Linked DNA regions of Homo sapiens: all the other regions are linked to region 2. The links are chromatin contacts, found by Hi-C or POLR2A ChIA-PET in ENCODE. All regions are on one chromosome and are shown on one strand. The core of a region is the stretch at or near the end of the contact, and the rest is flanking DNA. Distances in the headings are between cores, read along the strand shown. Region 1 holds the start of SEC22C (SEC22 homolog C, vesicle trafficking protein). Region 2 holds the start of CTNNB1 (catenin beta 1). Region 3 holds the start of HIGD1A (HIG1 hypoxia inducible domain family member 1A). Region 4 holds the start of VIPR1 (vasoactive intestinal peptide receptor 1).

The links. A loop is a pair of places that touch in the nucleus more often than their neighbours do. ChIA-PET counts read pairs that join two places held with the same protein, here RNA polymerase II (POLR2A). Pooled maps may share reads with other maps.
Region 1: a loop to region 2 is called in a pooled map, with 4 times the contacts of the local background. The contact joins the promoter of SEC22C here to the promoter of CTNNB1 in region 2. A Hi-C loop is called at or near these places in 1 of 37 single-sample maps with no recorded cell type and 6 of 50 pooled maps. POLR2A ChIA-PET finds 5 or more read pairs at or near these places in 2 of 52 experiments (HEK293 and HEK293T).
Region 3: a loop to region 2 is called in a pooled map, with 8 times the contacts of the local background. The contact joins the promoter of HIGD1A here to the promoter of CTNNB1 in region 2. A Hi-C loop is called at or near these places in 1 of 37 single-sample maps with no recorded cell type and 7 of 50 pooled maps. POLR2A ChIA-PET finds 5 or more read pairs at or near these places in 2 of 52 experiments (K562 and OCI-LY7).
Region 4: a loop to region 2 is called in a map of CD8-positive, alpha-beta T cell, with 6 times the contacts of the local background. The contact joins the promoter of VIPR1 here to the promoter of CTNNB1 in region 2. A Hi-C loop is called at or near these places in 1 of 168 maps with a recorded cell type or tissue (CD8-positive, alpha-beta T cell), 1 of 37 single-sample maps with no recorded cell type and 10 of 50 pooled maps. POLR2A ChIA-PET finds 5 or more read pairs at or near these places in 1 of 52 experiments (activated B cell).

The regions. Positions count from the first base shown.
Region 1 is chr3:42,578,951-42,583,927 of GRCh38, reverse strand. SEC22C (SEC22 homolog C, vesicle trafficking protein) reads left to right here and starts at 1,961. Exons shown (of 7, transcript NM_032970.4): 1 at 1,961-2,082. It also overlaps a transcript of SS18L2 not described here. RefSeq lists enhancers at 1,546-1,675, 1,668-2,494 and a silencer at 1,876-2,205.
Region 2 is chr3:41,196,648-41,201,322 of GRCh38, reverse strand. CTNNB1 (catenin beta 1) reads right to left here and starts at 1,818. Exons shown (of 15, transcript NM_001904.4): 1 at 1,653-1,818. RefSeq lists enhancers at 948-1,057, 1,768-1,827, 1,169-2,115 and silencers at 1,408-1,527, 1,958-2,417.
Region 3 is chr3:42,801,787-42,806,332 of GRCh38, reverse strand. It overlaps HIGD1A (HIG1 hypoxia inducible domain family member 1A), which reads left to right and starts at 1,843. Exons shown (of 4, transcript NM_014056.4): 1 at 1,843-1,897. RefSeq lists an enhancer at 9-806 and a silencer at 1,668-1,887.
Region 4 is chr3:42,499,100-42,504,107 of GRCh38, reverse strand. VIPR1 (vasoactive intestinal peptide receptor 1) reads right to left here and starts at 1,465. Exons shown (of 13, transcript NM_004624.4): 1 at 1,295-1,465. The coding sequence starts at 1,372. RefSeq lists silencers at 1,207-1,706, 1,767-1,866 and an enhancer at 2,394-2,967.

The sequences.
Region 1 (4,977 bases), core at 712-3,211, 1.4 Mb before region 2:
GGAGAACCTGGGGAACCACTGGTACAAGTCTTGGAGTCCAAAGGCTCAATACTTGCTAAATGAATAAATGGACGGACTCTACTACCTAATCTCCTAGAGTTAGGAGATTAGGGGAACGGGGAATTCTGATGCCAAGGGCAGAAGAGGGGTGTCCCAACTCCAGAGTAGAGAATTTGCCTTTCCTCTGCCTTTTTGTTCTATTATGTGGTGCCTGCGCATATTAGATGAGGACAGATCTTCCTTACTCAGTCCATTGACTTAAATGCCAATATCTTCTGGGAACACCCTCATAGACATACCCAGAAGTAATGTTCCCCCAGCTACCTGAGTATCCCTTAACCTAGTCAGGTTGACATCTAAAACTAATCATCGCAAAATCCTAACCAAGTCTCAAAGGTGCCTCAAATTCAACTTGTCTAAGATGGAGCTCAAGATCAATCTTATCTCCTCTTCCAGTGTTCTCCATATCTGTGAATCCCTGCACCATCCATCCATTTATCCAAGGCTGAACAGTGGCATCATCCTTGAAGCTGCTTCATCGCCCCTTCACATCCAACTCATCACCAAGTCCTATTGATTTTGCTCCTACATTTCTCTGCAGCCTTCTTAGATCTCTTTTTCTTCACTCTCACCCTAGTCCACACTCCAGCTCCATTCTCTCTTGCCCAGATGACTGCACTGGCTCCCAGGCCAGTCCCACCATAGCTCTGTTGAGACTTCTCCATTTTGATCTGCACTTTAGCAGCCAAAGTGAGTTTTATAAAATGCAATTTTGACCAGTGTTCTATGGTCCTAAACTTTCCACTATGGTCCATAAAATCCTACATGGTCCTGCCCCTTCTATTCGCTCTAGTGGATCTCACTCCACTCCTTTATTCTCTAAACTCTGAGTTTCTTTTCTTTTTGTGGTAAAATGTACATAACCATTTTTAAGTGTGCAGATCTGTGGCATTTGGTACATTCACATTGTTGTGTGATCATCACTACTATCCATTTCCAGAACTGTTTCATCTTCTCCAGCTGAAATTCTGTACCTATTAAGCACTAACTTTCCATTTCCCCCTTTCTGGGTTTCTTTTCATCCCTCAAAGGAGCTCTGCTGCCTTCCACAGAGTTCTTATATACATGCTAATCTCTCCATCTGAAACACACTTCCTCTCCCCTTTGCCTAGTTAGCCTCCTGTGATTCCCAACACCAGCCTAGAAGCTTCTGTAAATTCTCCCAAAACCCCTGCTCCTCCCTGAAGAGCAGTTTGTATTTATACAGGTGTTTGATTGTTTGAAGGGTGCTCTCACCCTGCCTCCTCTCTTAACATAGTTTTTCGTGTCAGGAATTCCTCGCTTTGTCCACAACCCCTGGCACATAGCAGGTGCTCAATACTTGCTAAATGAATAAATGGACGGACTCTGCTACCTACCTAATCTCCTTCCAGCCAGTCATCCATCTGTGGGTGCCTCGGTCCCCAGCTTGGGGTGTGTCCCCCTGGGTCGGACTTTGGCGCCCCATCCAGGCTGGCAGTAGGTTGTGCTCTTTGGTTTGCCTATCTCGGGCCTCCCGCCCAGCCGCGCGGACCGCAGAACATACGCCCCGGGCGTTATCACTCTGTCACGCGGAGCCTCCCCGCCTCCAGACGTCAGTCCGGTTGCTACCCCGGCAGGAATCGAGCTTAGATCACGAAGGCTCCTTCTCACCTCCGGACGTGAGAATTACAGGCTTGGATCTCAAACCGCCGCGGTGAGAGCCGGGAGGTGGGAAGAAAGTTGGGAGGCGCGCGCCCCCGTCACACTCCCTCTCCGTTTGGGTCGCAGCCCTTTAAGAACCACTACGTTCGCGCCTTCGCCGGGACGGGGGCTGTGGAGGCGCGCCGGGATTGGTCGGTTTGGGTGCGGGTGTCGCTTAGCAGCAGCGAATGCGGGGTAGGGGGGAGGTGGGGTGGCTCAAGACTCGCGCACGCGCACCACGGCCTACCTGCGCCTGGGCTGCCGGTGACCTGGGCCGAGCCCTCCCGGTCGGCTAAGATTGCTGAGGAGGCGGCGGGTAGCTGGCAGGCGCCGACTTCCGAAGGCCGCCGTCCGGGCGAGGTGAGGGCTGGCGGGCGGAGGCGGGTGCCGCGGCCCGTTAGCCAAGAGCAGGCGGGTTAGGGTGTGGCGCAGGGCGGGCCCAGAGGTGGAGGCGGCCCAGGGCCCACCCGGCCCTCAGTCCCGGCCTTGACCATGGGGCTCCCCACGGGGCTTCACTGGGCTTCTTGGAGTCCTCTGTCCCCTTTCTCCCGTCAGCCTGTTCCCGGACCCCGGGGCCACCCAAGGCACGCGCCTGCAGGAACCCTGGGCTGACAGATGGGCGCCAAGGGCTTCTCCCAGTTGGAAGAGATGGGGAGTGAGAAAGGGGACGATTGTTTCTTTAACCATTCACGAAGCTCACGTCAGAGCATTGTTTAATCTGAATAGCAAACTTCCCTTAGCATGCCCGTGTTATTAGACTTTAAATATTGGATACACTGAACCAACTTTTCAGAGCACTAGGTGTAGGACGTTCCATTACAGGTTTTGTGTTCATTACAGATTTACACATGTACCTCCAGAGCCAGAAGGATAAAGCACTCGGGGAAAAATTAGGTTTGTAGAAATAAAAGCCACGGAAGACTATTGCCAGTGTGAAAAGTAATTGGTGAAATTTGTGACATGGTCAGAAAAAAATACAGCTCAGAACCAACATATAGGGTAATATTTAATTACATTTTGCAGAGAAGAGTTGATCCCACTAAAGATAATTTTAGTAAAATGAAAAATGGAAGCAACTGGAAATGGTTTAACGTTGCCAGATAGAATTAAATAAACAAATAGTGTTTCCTCTGGAAAGTACATTTTGGACAATGTTAATAGCTCTGATTTAAGTGTTTGCATTTGCAACAGAAGCCATCTTGGAGTCAGTGTTTTTTATTCTTAGAATAACTTAGAAATCAACTAAATTCAAAAAGTAACATGATCATAGAGAGGACAACCTGACTTCAAGGTAATACAGTGGATAAAGAGCAGTTGTAACAAGTGTAATCTCAGGCTCCTTCCTCTACCAACAGGTCTCTGATTAGCTTATTAGTGCTCTAAGGAGAAGAAATTATTTTAGAGAAAGGGAGTAGCTGTAATTCCCAAAGTTGGATTTGTAGAAGAAGGATGTGGTGGAAAGATCCTAGGCTTTAGAATATTTGAAGTAAGGAAGTCTGGGTTGAATCTAGCTTTACCTCTTGAGCCTTACAGCTGCAGTTTTCCCACCTATCCGGTATAGATTATGTCTACCTTATAGTTACAAGCATTTAATAACATTATCAGTGTAAAAGGTCCTATCAAGTTTAGTTCCCTACCCCTCTTAGTTCCTAACAAATGACGAAACTGACCTCTACCCTCCTCTTCACTCCATCCCCAAGCAACTTGGAGCCTTAATAGAATCTACAGATTTGGTAACCAGTTCTCAAGTCCTGTGGCTGAAGGTGAATTCAGTAAGGGTGGCACAACTCAGTTTTGTCTTCTGTATTGTGTATTTGAGTCTTCTGTATTCTGTATATACTTTATGGTGAACACTTTGTGTTTGAATATTTGTGTGCCAAATGAAGCCTGTTTTGTCTAAATTCCTATTTTGCAAGGTGCAGTCATCTCTCTCTTTCTCTCTGTTTTTCTCTTTCTTTCTGTCTCTCTCAGCCTCTCTCTCTCTCAGTGCATGTGGTAGGGGCTTGAGGAGGGGTTAAGGGTAAAAGGTGGAAGAAAAAACAGGATCAAGGGTAGCCTGCAGCATAGGCATAAAGTCTTTGTTAATAGAACAGAGATAATCTATGACATGAGCAGTTTATAAACAGATGCTGGGAAGAAGATTTAGGAAATAAGGGAGGCAAATTAAAATATGTTTTTATAAAACCTAGTAACACGGATGCTGTGTATTTGATTACTACTTCACTCTACTTTTAGACAAATTTCATCTGTATAAACCTTTCTCTTTTTCTCTCCAAATACAGATTTATTGTGGAAAAGTGTTCAAACTGTAGATCAGAACTATGGCAAGGGATCTGTAAACCTGCATTTCTTGTTTCAGTGAGCAAAAATAAGGCAGCCCTTAGGTCATTCATTCATTTAACTTAGCAGTGTTTACTGAGTGCTTCCTAATATGTACCAGGCAAGGTGGTAGGTTATGACATCCACTGCCTTGTGGAAGGATCTGGTAAGATCTGGAAGACATTCCAGTGTCTCTTGTATGAACATTCTGAAGCTGCCTTTGTCCTTGTGGAATTGATTTTCTTTTCTTTTCTTTTTTCTTTTCTTTTTTTTTTTTTTGTTTTTTGAGACAGGGTCTCACTTTGTTGCCCAGGCTGGAGTGCGGTGATGCAGTCGCAGCTCACGCAGCCTTGACCTCCTGAGCTCAAGTGATCCTCCCACTTCAGACTCCCAAGTAGCTGGGACCACAGGTGTGTGCCACCATGCCTGGCTTTTTTTTTTTTTTTTTGTAGAGATGGGGTGTCATTGTGTTGCCCAGGCTGGTCTCAAATTCTTGGACTCAAGCAGTCCTCCCGCCTCAGCCTCCCAAAATGCTGGGATGACAGGTATGAGCCACCATGCTCAGCCTGCTTTCCTAGTTTTTTGTTTTGTTTTGTTTTGTTTTGTTTTGAGATGGAGTTTTGCTCTTGTTGCCCAGGCTGGAGTGTGATGGCACAATCTCAGCTGACTGCAACCTCTGCCTCCTGGGTTCAAGTGACTCTCCTGCCTCAGCCTTCTGAATAGCTGGGATTACAGGCATGTACCACCATACCTAGCTAATTTTGTATTTTTAGTAGAGACGGGGTTTCTCCATGTTGGTCAGGCTGTTCTCGAACTCCCGACCTCAGGTGATCCACCTGCCTCTGCCTCCCAAAGTGCTGGGATTACAGGCATGAGCCACTGCACCCAGCCGCTTTCCTGTTTTAAGTTGAATACTAGTTGTCTTTGAGCAGCTTT
Region 2 (4,675 bases), core at 569-3,068:
AAAGTAAAATAAATTCCGCACAGCCTTAGTTCAAACGAAAAGCCTCCAAAGTAGAAATTTATGTCAATAATTTAAGCAGAGAATAAACCAGCAGTATAACATAAATAACACTTGAGACTATATTTACTATTTCTTAGGATGAATACAAGTCAACACGAAGACATCTGAAGGTATTGAATGTTCGTTCACCAAGTGACAAATACTGAAATGGCTTCCTAAATTCCAGACAAACTACAACTTAGCGATCTGAAAAACATTAGCCTAGACTTTATGAAAGGAAATGCTGCCGTCTCTTCAAGTTGATGTCTAGCCTAAGCCACCATTATTCATGATACAAAGCTCTCATTTCACTAAAACCACTCCTCGATTTCCTTTTGCCGACCTCTGCATACCAGCAGCCTAGTCTTTCTTCATTCACCACTCACAAACTCGAGGGGTGGGGGGAAGACCACAGATGTCTGGAAGATACAAAGTAGGAGACAACGCTCCCTCCAAAAGGGAAGAGAACGAAGGCAACAACTACATACACCCAACTGCCAAAGCTTTCAAGCTTGGCAGATTCAGAAGCAGGCTATAGGAACTTAACTTCGAAAAGTCTCGGTTCAAAGTCCTCTCTCCAGACAAAACACTGAAAGAAGTTGCAATGCTTGAATTCCATTTGGCCAGCTTTGGAGCGAAGGAAAAATTCACTCCGCTGAAAAGAAAACGTGCTCTATAATTCAATTTTAGCTGCCATCAAACTATTTGAATAAATTTAAATTATTTCTACGAACAAAATTCTCGAAGCGGTCTGAGTCAGAGGCTGAATCCTGCAGTTCACTTGGTAAGAAACAGTAAGCCATCACCTTCGCCTTCCTCCACCCCCTTATTTCACCAGGGTCTCATACCCACTACCATAAATCCATAAGACTCCCAGTACATTATCCACTGCTTTCACTCACCTGCATAGTACGCTAAAATACAGGTGCAAGACATGGATTTTTTATGTGCTCACCCTACTGACGCATCGCACCCGCTGCACTTAGAGTTTAGTTGCTCTAAGGTTTAAAGTTGCTTCGATTCAAACTCACATAGCCAGGGCATTAAAAAAAATAATAACACTTCTATTCTTAAGAATGAAAGAGGAAATCTTAAGAGAAAGTCCACTGGTCCGATCCCCAGGACTGATGGGACTTAGGGTGGCGTCTCTGCCTCAGCGCCCGAACCCCAACTCGCCGCAAGAGCTGAGAAGGCGGAGCCCCCCGTCCCCACCCCGCCCCCCACCCAGGGCCCGGCGCATCCCGAGGCACCGGGTCCCTCCCCCAAACTCGGCCAAGGCCAGAGCCCCGGACGGAAACCACAGACCCCCACCCCCACCCCCACCCCGCCTGCCATCCGGGCTCCTGTACGCGCCCCCGCGGCGCCCCCTCCCCGCAAGCGATGCCCCCAGGGCCCCAGAGAGGCAGCGCGACCGGAACCCGGGCCCGGCCGCCGCCCTCCGCGCCCCGGGCGCGGCCCACCCTCACCGTCCCCCACCTGAGCTCCCCGCTCCCAACCCCAGGCCTCCCGGCTGCGCCCAGCCCGCCGCCCGGACCGCGCGCCTGCTACGAAGTTTGGCTCCGAGAGGAAGCGGGAGCAGCCCCGGAAGGATAAGGAAAGGAGCGCCCAAGCACCTCAGGGGAACAGGCTCCTCCCGCCGCGGGAGTCCGACCGTCCTCGACCTGCGGTGGCGGCTCGGCGGGGACTGAAGCTGCTCCTCAGACCTTCCTCCGTCTCCGCCTCCCCTCGCTCTCCGCTCCCGGGGCCGGGCCAACGCTGCTGCCACAGACCGAGAGGCTTAAAATGGCGCCGCACAAGGAGCTCTTATAAGTCGCGCAGAAGCCGCTGTATCCTGCCGCCACCGGCGCAGCGCGGAGCGTTCCGCCGCGCGAGGACAAGGGGCGGGGCGCGAGGGGGCGGTGGAAAGTAGTCCCCGCGCCGCCCAGCAGTCTGCTGCCGTCTGAGCGCCCCGGGCCGGGGTGGGGTGCCTGGGCACCCCACGGACGCTCCCCGGGGTGACGGCTGGCGGCTGCCCGCTGCGCGGCCTGAGGGCAGCCCGTGAGGGCGCTGTGGTCTGCATCGGGGAGGCCGGGCCCCCGCGGCCTGGGTTGGGGAAGGTGGCCCTGGTATCCTCCCCTGTCCCAAGCCCGACGCCCCCGCCCCGCGCGTTTCCCGAACCGGGAGAGCAGCTGCAGGACTCGGCGCGCCTTTCCCGCGGCCTGCGGAAGGTGGCATCTCGGCCCCGGCCTTCGAGTACCGCTCGGGGCGGCCGGGACAGGTCCTGGGAGGGCGGAAGTTCGGGGCCAGGGCGGCGGCAGGGGCTCGGGTTCAGCGCCCGCCCGTCTTGGGGCGCTCCTGGCCCCGCAGCTGCCCCGTCGCTGGTCTGCGGGTTCCCGGCCGGGCGCGGGTTAGGGGGCCTCGCCGACCTTGTGGTCTGTGCCGCACACTCCCTGCTGGACCTGGGTCGCAGCCCAGTCTCACAGCACCCCCAAAGCCCCCCACTGTCCGGATGGTGGATCCCACCTCTCAGCAGGCTGTTCAGCTTGAATTTCGACCTGAATCACCGGGCCGAGCCGCCTTCTGTCCCCACTCACGAAGGCTGTGAACTCTCCGTAGAACGGGCGCCAAGCCCGCAATTCAACAAGTCCTTAGGAGTACCTACTGTGAACAAATAACTAATGGAAATGGATTAGCTCCAGAGCGCTGTCAATTAGGTTAATTCTTATAGATTCCATTTTTATCTGGTTCCACTTGTCACTAGGTATCAATAGATTTATTTGTGGGGATTTTTCTTTGGAGAAGAAGATTTTTACGGTATTACTTATTTGTGAAATCCAAGTATGTTTATAGAGAAAGCTATCGATTAAGCAGCCTCCAATTTTTTAACTAATTTTCTATTTAAAAACGTTTGTAATTCATTTCAATAGACTGAAAAATGTTTCCCATTCTAATGCAGCAAAATTGACGTTTGTCGAAGCTGCAACAAGTATGATCGATTCAGTTTCTCTAGGCTATTGTTTGTGCTTATTTTTCCTCCAAAACATTGGAGAGAGTACAAAAAGCAGCAGTGAAAGTTACCTCTGTGCTTTTATCCCAGGACTACAATTAATACAAGCAAACAATAGGTCTTAACACATAGATGCAGGCGGAAAACCCACTTATTCATTCACTCATGGAGGTAGGATATGTAGTTTAAGGCACAGCTCATGTTTCAGGGCCAGCGTATTCTTTAAATAACTTTTATTTTTGTCTTAAAGATATTTTACTATATAAGTGGTAATGCCAACTGCCGTCTGTCACCATAGCACATGTGGGCCACTGCAGTGGAAAAAGTCTACACACTAAGATGATGTTCAGTGAGATCCATTGTCTAGAAAGACCTTCTCATTTGTATCTTTCCTACTAATTCTGTAGAATCTAAGTGTAGCTATTGGTTGTGGTCACAATTCAAAAAGATTGAACCGAAAAAGGTATTTCATCAAAACCGTGTTTCTAATATAAACTCAAAAGTATAAATGGCGTTTTCAGGTACTGATTCCTAATTTTAATTGTCATTTGCAGAATTAAGGAATATGCAATTGATTAAAGTCATACATTGAAAATCAGACGACAGATTAACCACTTTTACAGGGCTTTTTTTAAAAAAACATGTTTGCTTTTTCTATGTGCAGGTTTTTTGTTTTTGAATAAGGCACTCTTGAAATTGGTTAAGAAATATCTGCACCATTAGAAGATCTAAAGGATAAAAACGTTTCTATATTTGTATTTCTCTGTTCCATTACCAAAATAATGGAATCATTTTTCTATAATTTAAATACTTTAAATTTAGAATTATGATTTTTAATCCCTACTGACACCGTAAACAAATACATTTTATTAAAGAAAATGTAAAATTTGCAACAATGCAGCATGCTGTTTTTCCCATCATATTAAGTGTACTGAAGAATTACTGGTTGACTAGCATTAAACCAAGTTAGTTAAATTTAACATTGCTCCTAATTTTTATTTGCATGTTTCATAAAGCAGAAATTGTTCTAGTTGTCTCACCAAAAATAAGAGATGAATAACTTCTGTGAAATGAAGACAAACACTATCATTAAATCAAAGAAAAATACATTATCAAGATACATGAGTTTGGTAAAATAAGTAATTTTGTTAAATAATTTTTTTGAATTGACCTTGGACAATACATTTCATAAAAACAGTTGGTTATCTGTTTTATGTCTTTTCCTTCTAGAGCCAGTCACCCCGGGTTTGACATAAATTAATTTTATAAAATGGCGACAGACAAGTGGTTCTAATTTTTAGGCTGTGTTCTTAGAAACAAAAGTGTCTCCAGCTAGTTTAAAAGAGAAGATATTTCTTTTCACGCTATCAGGCCACTGGCATATAAAGCAGTGGTAGACTGAACCTGAATGTAAGGCATCCCTTCGCTAAAACAGAGGCTTTTGATTACCTTTAAGAGAGGAAAAAAAAAAAAAAAAGCCAAGATTATTTCACACTTCAGACAGAAATATGAATCACAGAAATATGCCAGTATTGTAAAGAAGGTTCGTTCACTTTTAGGATACTTAACTCTATCAAATCCATTAATTAAACATTTATTGAGCATCTAAGACAATGAGCTTCCCTTAGAGAGAGGGAAACGGATGACTGG
Region 3 (4,546 bases), core at 594-3,093, 1.6 Mb before region 2:
TACTTTCCAACTTGACTCTGGCATAACATTATAAGACAAGGAAGAAAATAAAAATATTTTACCCCAAAACATATTTCTTTGCCATATCTTGAAATGGCCATACAAAGCTGTCCTTTGCGGGGAAAAATTCTCATCTGTAAAGAATCCCTATAACATAGCTAGATCTTTTTCTTCCAGGCCCCCCAATCCTAAAGAGATTAAAAGTCTAGCACCTTTCAAACATCTGAATAGGAAACATTTGTCATCTATTGTCTCTAAAGGCAGCCACTACAAGACTTCAAAAGAACCTTGGTCTCCACAATCTTTTATCTTAACTTGAACATTCCCTTTCTGTTGATCCCAGGTCTTCAGACAAACTCAACCAATTATCAACCAGAAAATGTTTAAATTTACCTATAGCCTGGAAGCCCCCTCCCCTCTCGCCTTTGAGTTGTCCCCCGTTTCTGGACCAAACCAATGTATTTCTTAAATGTATTTGATTGATGTCTCATGCCTCTCTAAAATGTATAAAACCAAGTGTGCCTGGACCACCTTGGGCACATGTTCTCAGGACCTCCTGAGGGCTGTGTCAGGGGCCACGGTCACTCACATTTGGTTCAGAATAAATCTCTTCAAATATCTTAGAGTTTGACTTTTTTCGTTGACCCACCAATTGGCCGGATTATTACTCATTATTTACTTGACAAACACATTAGGAGCCCTGTCCCCGGAAGCTCGCTGTCACGAGGGGCCTCTGACATCTCCTTCTTGAGAGAAAGGTCGCCTGGCCTGGGTGAGGTCGTAGTTCCCGCGACCCCGTGCTTGCAAGTACTGGCTGCCTCCTACTATAGTGTAAGCTCCAGGAAGGATCCCGCGGGGGACCTGACAGCTCACGGTCCTGGCCGACAACCGCCCTGGGAGCGGAATGGATGGAGCCCGCAGTCGTCCCGGCGCACTGGGCAAGCTCTGCTCCCACTGTGGCAGGCCAGATCTCCATTAGCAACCAGAGCAGCTCTCACCAACGCCTCACTGTCATTCTGATGCATGTATAAGTTAAACATTGGAGAAACTGGTGCCTTAGGAGAAAGGCTAGAATGTAAAGACAAGTCCATTAGGATCCCGCCTGAGCTTTTTCAACCCCTAGAGTTTAATTAAAATAATGGAGTTGTTCTTGCACACCTTGTACCAGGACCCACTTTAGATTATTTCCAAGGCTCTGAAGCAATTGTCTAGACACCTGACCCTATTACCGTTAAAGATTGGCTTGAGTGAAACACTTTGGCTTTCGACTTGTAAATGCACTGAATGTATTTAAGCACTAGAAAAACTTGTATTAATAATTTTGAGTTGGTCTGGTGAGTTACTCCGACCTTCTCCCTGTAACCTGTTGCAGAAATAAACTCCGTTCTTTCCCAGTCTGTCTGCATCTCGTTACTGAACGGCGAGAACAAGCAGTCGGACCCGGGTGGGTCGGGGAACACAACCTCACCCGCAGCCGAAACCCCTCACCCGCATCCCTTCCCGGCCCGTGAGGCGTCCGCAGGCGGCGGCGCTCGGGACACGGCGTTCGCGGTGCTCGCCTCCGCTGCCCGAGGGGAAAAGGGCAGGAGAAATCTGAGGAGTCCTTGGGCCAGGAGCCAAAGCCCCTCAAGTGCCCGGGCGCGAACCCCAGGCGCCGAGCTCTCACGTCTGTCTCCGCCAGTACGCTAGAGCCGGGGTAGTGGGCCAGCACTCACCGGCCCAGCCAATCCAGGACCCGCTCTGCACTGCCCCACCCGCCGCGCACACGCACGCGTCCTTTTGCGGCCGCTGGCCTCTGATTGGCTGGGACGGCTGTGGGTGGGGAGAAGCCGGGAGGACTGGGTGCGCCTGCAGGGATCGGAAGCCGGTTGGGGTGTGAGAGGTTTTCTCGCTCTAGGTAAGCGAAACAAGCCGGGGGACTGCGAGCCAGGGACTCGGGCCGCGGGGCGGGAAGAAGTGGGGCAGCGCTTGGCCAGGCCGAAAGGACTTTGGGGGTGGGGGCTGGGAGTCCGTGTCTCGAATGAGGGAGGAGAGGTGGAGTTGCCGGGGCTCAGGCCCGGCCTCGAGCATGGGCGGATGAGAGGAGTCGGGAGCCGAGGCCTAGGGTCCTTCGGGTGAGGGGAGACGGAGCCAGCGAGGAGATGGAGCAGAAGCTTGTGGAGTGAGTTGCCGAGCGGGGAAGACTCGCTGATGGGGTGGTAATGAGAGACGGGGGCCAGGAGGGTGTTGACTGGGCCCGACGGCGGGGAGCGAGGAGCGGGAGCTTCCCCGGAGCTTGGAACATTCTGAAGAGCGGGCTAAGCGGCAGGCGAGGCGGGATAGGAGAGCGAGCGCTCCGGTCACGGAGTCACGACAAGGTCACAGGAAGAGAGGCGGCGAGGAAGGTCGGGAGGTTGAGGGGAGGGCGTACTAGCAGAGGACCTTCCAGTCCTGGTCTTGCTTTTCTCCCCGACCTGGTGTTTCCTCCACCCTGGGAAAGTGATAAGGCCTAGGGTCCTGTGTAGTGCTTCTGTGACCGAATTAAATTTTTCTCCTGCCGAGTCGGCGGGTTAGAGATTACAAAGCACAGCGTAAGGGCAGAATTAGGAGCAGCCGACATGATGCAGCAGTGATATTCGCCTTTGTCTTAAATTCCCGGAGTGGGAAGCAGCTATTTCCCTCTTCGGAGTAATCCCCACGACAGGGATCCCTGCTTCCGGAAGTACAAAGGCACTTTGGAGTAAGACAGGTTTGGATGGAAAGTTCTAACAGGTTGAAGCGGTGACAACCTGGTCATGAAGCTCCAGCATGACACACATATTTGGAGTCCTGTATACTAGGAGTTCTCTTTGTGCACCAGAGTCACTTGAAGGGGCTTCTTAAAGATTCCTTGAGCTCTGCCCCAGACCACCTGAATCCGGATCTCCATGCTGGGGCCTTGGCAGCCATTTTAAACAAGCTGATGGGCGACTGATGCAAAATCAGTTTGAAGCCAGCGTTGCTTTAGATAGTAATTCCCGTGACAAAATGACTGTGAAGAAAGATCCTTCATTCAACCTGTTACGTCTCCTGATGCTGGACGGCTCATCTTCCCTTAATGCCTCTTTAGGTTCCCTGTGGAAAGGTCTTCAGTCGTGTCTTACTAAGCGTACAGAATTAATTTGTGCTCTCCAAACTGACTTTAAATATCTGGTTACTGGTGCCTTTTTTAGCGTCTATTCAACTTTCTGACAGAAATCTGGGACAACTACTGTGGGTGGATGAGAAAACGATAATGAAGGAAAGTCTGGCAGTGGTGTAGTGAAAAAAGTCTTTTCAAATCACAATTGAAATTGTTAGATGAGTTAAGTCACTGAAGAAGATTCCGTTTACCTTAGGCATGATTTTTTTATATATATCATTCAAAGAGAACAACGTGGGCTTCTGTTGAGTAATGGATTCTTAAATTTTCTAATCAGAATTCTTATCTGCCAATTTAATCTAATTTACATCAGCAGCGTAAGATTGATGCTTTGGCAATATATCGTCAATCAAAAGAACCCAGGACTCTCTATCAGAAGAGCTGGATTCTAATCCTACCCCACCAGACATGTATTCCTTGTACTGAGCAATTCGTATAACCCTCTCACAACCCTTTCCCCACCTGTAAAATAAGGCTATTGGCTTGGATTATTCATCTGATTTGTTACTCTCAAATTATATGATTAGAACTTATTGTTCCTGATACTTAACCAGTTTTCAATTCAGGTGGCTATAAACCATGAATACTTTGGAAACTTCTACGTGGTAATTAGACAGTTATCAAAATTTTGTATTCAGAGAGTATTTTAGATATGTACTATATGGGAATTATAATATTTTGACTACAGAATAACAAATAACTGATATGTGTTGGATTTTTAAATATTAATCCTTACTAATTTTATTCTGAAATGTACACATAAGGTATTCTGGAATCACAGACAGATTATCATCTGTCGTTTCAAGCAAATAATGACCATTTTGTTCCCCACACCCTGATGCTTACCGCAGGGGCTACTTTCTGAAACCCAGGTCAAATGCCCTATCCATACAAGCTTCAGAGTCTGTATCATAGATGAAGAACGGAGAAATAGGTTTTCTTCTGTTCTTGATTTATATACAGGAAAGAGACAACTAACCCCCTCCCTCCTGAAAGGAGAAAAAAAAAAAAACCTTTTGCTCCATTGACCTGTTGGAGAATTAGAGTCAGCCAGATGTGAGATAATTATAAGAAAAACTACCAACTTTCTTGCTATTTTTAAAAAACGATTTATGTCCTGTTTTTGTTTGTTTGTTGGGTCCCTCAGCAAGGGTCTTGCCTGTTGCCCCGGCTGGAGTGCAGTGGCTGGATCATGGCTCACCGCAACCTCCACTTTCCAGGCTCAAGCAGCCCTCCTGCCTCAGCCTCCTGAGGAGCTGGGACTACAGGTGTGCACCACCATGCCCGGCTACCAACTTTCTTGCTTTTAAAGACAATTCCCAAATGATTTTTTAGTTTAGAAATGATTCAGGCAAAAAAGGGGAAAACATGCTTTTATATCTGCAG
Region 4 (5,008 bases), core at 216-2,715, 1.3 Mb before region 2:
TGGGACAGAGCTTGGTAAGATTTTGAGTGCTCAGGAGGTGGGTCTCATGGCTGTCATGGGTGGAGGTGAGGCTCCTGCCAATTGTCAGAGGTCCGCTCCTAGGACAGGCAATGAGCTTCCCATTCCCAGGGTGCTCAAGACATCCGCTAGATGGAAACACAGAGATACCTGCTCTGGTGGAGGTGATGGTAAGGGAAGTGACCATGGGAGAGAATGAACTAGATAATCAAGATTCCTCACCCTCCCCCAGCCAACTTGGAGTGGGCATTTAAGGCCCTGCCTAAGCAGCAACTCTAGATTACTCAAAGTCTGGGGTAGGGAGAAAATCAACCTTTGTCTAGGTCTAACTGGTGGGAGACAGATGTGGCTCTTGTGTCTCTGGACCTCGCTTTGCCCATCTGTAAAATGGGCTTCAGTAGACTCAATGAGTGCTGAGGTCTCCCCTGTTCTAGAGTGAGATGATCCATGCATCTCCTGCCTCAATCAGCATCTGCCTCCCAGCCCAGGTAAGCCATCCACAGGAACACATATCACACCCACACATGGGGCACACGAGTACACATGTATCAAGGGCATACACATACCCACGTTGAGAGGAAGCAGAAGTGGGAGGAAGAGGGAGGCCACTGCTTGTTGGCATTGGCTCCCTGCTCAGCTCTCTCCATGTACAGGCCTGGCCCCTCCTGTTAACCACCACCCTTAGCCCCTCACTGCCCACCAGCTTCCACCTTGGGGTCTGGTACCTTTTTGCTTTGCTCAGTGGGAGGGCACACGGAGGGATGTGCCTGTCACTCACCTGATCCCAAGAACCCCTTCTCAAGTCCTGGGGCCCCCAGCACTGGTTCTGATGCTGACAGCCCACAGGCACCTCCAGACGGTCACAGCACACAAGAACGGCCCCTCACATCCTCCCTCTCACCTACGGTGTACCAAACCTTCCATCTCAATCGGCCGCAGTACCTGACTCTGCACCCACTGGCCGCCCCACCCCGCTGCGCACCCACAACCACGACAAGGAAGGCAAGTCTGGGGCCCACTCTTCCCCGCTGCCCCTCCACTGATGCTGTGCCTGCTCCGGGCTGCGCTGGGAGGGACTGGGCACGACCAATATCCCAGCCCTCGCGTCTAGGTTCGGTCTGGAGCGGTGGGAGGAGGCGAGTCGAGATGCTTGATGTCCCCTATTCCTCTTACACAGACACGCGCACAGACGGCCCGGCTCCCGCCATCCCCCACCTCCCCCGCCCTCCGCAACCCCCAGGCTGCCGGGACTCTGGGCGGCCGGGCGAACACTCACCGCCGGCCCAAGGGCCCAGGCGAGGGCGCCTGCCAGCACGCATAGCCAGCGGGCGGGCAGCGGACTTGGCGGGCGCATGGTCTGCCCTGAGCCCGCGGCGGGCGGCCCCGCGCGGGCAAAGAGCTGGCGGGCGGCGCACCAGGCGGGCGATGGCCGGGAGCCTGGCAGAGTGGCGCTGGCGCTGTGGCCCCAGAGCTAAGAGGCGCAGCTCAGGGCTGGGGGCGGGCCCCGGGGGCTCGTCTGACGGGCGGCGGATCTAGCCAATGGATGGGTGGAGGCGGGGCCGCCGCGCAGGTATGGGGCGGGGCTGGGGAGCCCCTGCCAGTGAGGAAGCTCTGCTCTCTCTTTGCCAATCCCACACCTTGGTCTTCCGTCGTGAGACATTTATAGGCCTTCGCCCCTCCGGGCTCATCACCCGGGAATCTCGAGACCCGAACACATTCCATCCTTCCATGCTTAGCTCACGACCTTCGCAAGCTCCCACCTCTGTATCCACCCTCAGCCCCATCCCAGGGCGCTCCTCATGTCTACCCTCGGAGCCACCTCCTCCAGGAGGCCTCCCCGCCAGCCTCCCCATTTCCCACCTGTGCGTCTCCGAGGGTTCGTGCGCGCAAATCCGATTACGAGACAGGAAGTGCCACTTATCTTCCCAGGCTGCGAGCTGGGGCCCAGCAAGTGTCCAGGCGCTGACAGAGATCGGGTTGTTTGATCAATTTTCAACAACCCCAATTCATCCTTCGCGCCGAAGAAGCCAGGCGAGAGGAAGCGAGGGCTCGAAAGAGGCCCGACTCTGGGTTCCTTGGTGTTCCCTGCTCCCGGGTGACCTGGTGGGGCGCGCTCAGCACCTGTTGGGTGCCCTGGCCCTTCAAGCCTCGGGAGACCTGCTCCAGGGAGGATGAGGTGTCCGCACCCTCGCGGGTCTCGTCCAGGGCACCTCCCCAGGGAGGCTGGGCTGAAGTGCCAGCGCCCTCGCGTGGGGAGCGAGGTCTGCTCCCAGCCCGCAGGCCGACTCCGCAGCTGACCTAAAACGATCCACAGACGTCGTCCTCCTCCTGCATTCCCTATTTTACAGCTGGGGATACTGGGGTCCAGAGAGGGGCCAGGACCCTGGCCGCCTGCCTTTGGTGCTGAGCTTCCAAGGGGCGGCTGCTCGGCCGCTGGGTGACACCGGGTCAGCCCCTTTTCTCGTTTATTCGTCCCTGGCATGGGGAGCGGGGTCACCAGCTCTGCGCCCTGGGAGCGCGTCTTCTTGTGGACCAAGCGCAGGTGGCTGCTAGCCCTCTTTCTACGGGCTCGAGCCTGCACAATCGAGGCTGGAGATGTGGTCGCGGCGGCAGGATAGAGTGGCTGGCGGAGCCGTGTGACAGAAGGAGAGGCGGAGTTCAGTGGAGAGGCGGAGAGGGCAGCGGGTCCCAGAGCCCTGAGCAGAATGTGCGGCTACCTGAAGGAGGTCCCGCGCTAGGCTTTGGCTGAACAGCAGGCGCGCAGGAGCTCCCTGAGGACCCACCAGGGCTTCCCTCCCTACAGAGAGGGAACGTTGGGATGCTGCCATGGGGTGGGCTTGAGGGGAGTGGGGGAAAGCCGGGAAGGGATGAGTGCCCTGGCCCTTTCTTCAGGGCGTACTTACACTTTCTTTCCACTCTCTCTTCTTTCTCTTCTTTCTTCCTCCCTTCCAGCATTCCATCCCCTGCACTTGCTCTTTTTCCCTTTCCTCCCTCTCCTCCTTCCCTTCATTAAAGGGAACCTCGCCACCATGGAGCCCCTCCCTCCTTTCTTCCATGCACATTTATTAATCTCTTTCTGTGTGCCAGGCCCTGTGCTGTGCACTGGGGGCACAGAGGTGGATGGGCAGCATCCCCTTGCCATGAGGGGAACTTGGGGAGCTACTGTACTCCCTGCAATTTCTACCTCCTTCCCGATATAATCAGTGAGGCTGGACACAGGCCTTTCCTTAGATTTGGGAGCTGTGGAGATGCCTCTGTCCTAGCCTTTCTTGGGTTTGTACTCGATCTCCCAATGGCGGGAGTGTTTGAATCATCCTCAGCCATCTCCTCAGCTATCCACACCCCTGACGGCTGCTGTTAGCTCAGAAATCAGGGGTCTTTGTCTCTCCTTATGACCCTGTGTACCCCGTCTCGGGTCTCAGTTCCCTGGCAGGACAGTGGAATTGTGTCTTTTTCCTGGGAAGTTACTTGTGCTGGCATGGTGTCCTAGGAGCCCTAGATGTGAAGAGCAAACCTGTGGGTTTGGGGTGTCATGAATCCTCAGCCCTCACTCCTCAACACATACATACACACACAGCACCTAGCCAGCTGCAGGATGCTGAAATCCTATCATTAATGTGTCATGCCCCCAGGGTTGTTGAAGTTCTCCTGCTCTCCTGGAGGACAAGGTTCTTGGACACTTGAGGGTATATGATGGGTGTGAGGATTGGAGAGGCAGACCTCACTTTGCCATGTGACCCACCAGTGAATGGCTGGTGGGCAGGGTGGGGAGGGAGGGAGAGGGACTGGCTACCAGTGGGGATGGGTTGCCTTCCCCTGGCTCTGGAGGGGGGCCCACACTACCCTTCCTCTCCTCTGTTGGAGGGCTGGATGGCCAGGTTGGAGGCAGTGAGTGGCTGGGAAGGCATCTGATGCCTTTGCAGGCCTTGCTCCCCGGAAGGGAGTAGGTGAATCAGAAATAATTGTTTCCTTGCAGATTCTTCGGAATAAACATCACTTCTTTGTTCTTTCAGAATTGTTCTCCTGGGGGATCCACCCTTCCTTACCTATCAAAGGGCACAAAACATATTCAGAAATGAAAAGAGCAGAAAGAAAATAGCAAAACCAAACAAAAACCTAAAAAATTCAACCAACATTAAATGTGACTGTGTTTCAACTAATTGCTCCCGAATGTCCTGTCCTGTGTTCTGAAGCACTGGGGGGAAGGGGGTCAACCGTGGGCCCACTCTTGGGGAGTCCTGTAGAATCTGCTGAGGAAGCCATCCTTTTGTGCACCCAGTTGATCTGGGAAGGCTTCTTGGAGGAAGAGGGATGTCAGAAGCAGAGGGGGGGCCGACGGACTACCTGAGGGAGTGGGAAGCCTGTGGTCCCAATCTCCCCACCCTGTCCAAAGCCTAAGCCCCTCTGGAGTCTGCCTTGCCTTCCCAGTCCAGGCTTGAGGAGGAGAGCCATAGTCGCCTCCTACTCTCTGTTCCCCCATGTCCTTCTTGCATGGATTCCTCCCTGGGGGGGTCTGTTCTGAAGTCTCCCCTCTGGGATCCCTAAAACCTGTCCCTAGTCTCTAGCACCATCTCATATCCCTTCTGGATGTCAGAATCACATGGGTGCCAAGGACACGGGAGGTGGCGGGAAAGAGAGAGAAGTGGAGTCACTTGCCATCCCCCGTGACAACAGGCATGGCACAAAGAGAATCTGCAGTTACTCATTCTGAGCCTGCCTGGCTTCCTGCCTGTCTCATCCATGCGCTGTGTGCCGCCCTCGCCTCCTCTCAGAATCGTGCACTCACTGCCTTCAAGGCTTCCAGCTCAGGGGCTCCATGGTGGTGAGGTTCTGTGGTGGAGTGGGAAGGGGGCTGGGGGGGCCACAGAGTGGCCTTGACCTGTACGCTGGAGGCCAGGCTAGGAGATGGTGAGGAAACCACCTGGCTGGGGGAGTCACTGCTCTAGGATTCCCCTGCCAGAGCCACCCACGTTGCTGTCTGGATGCAGGC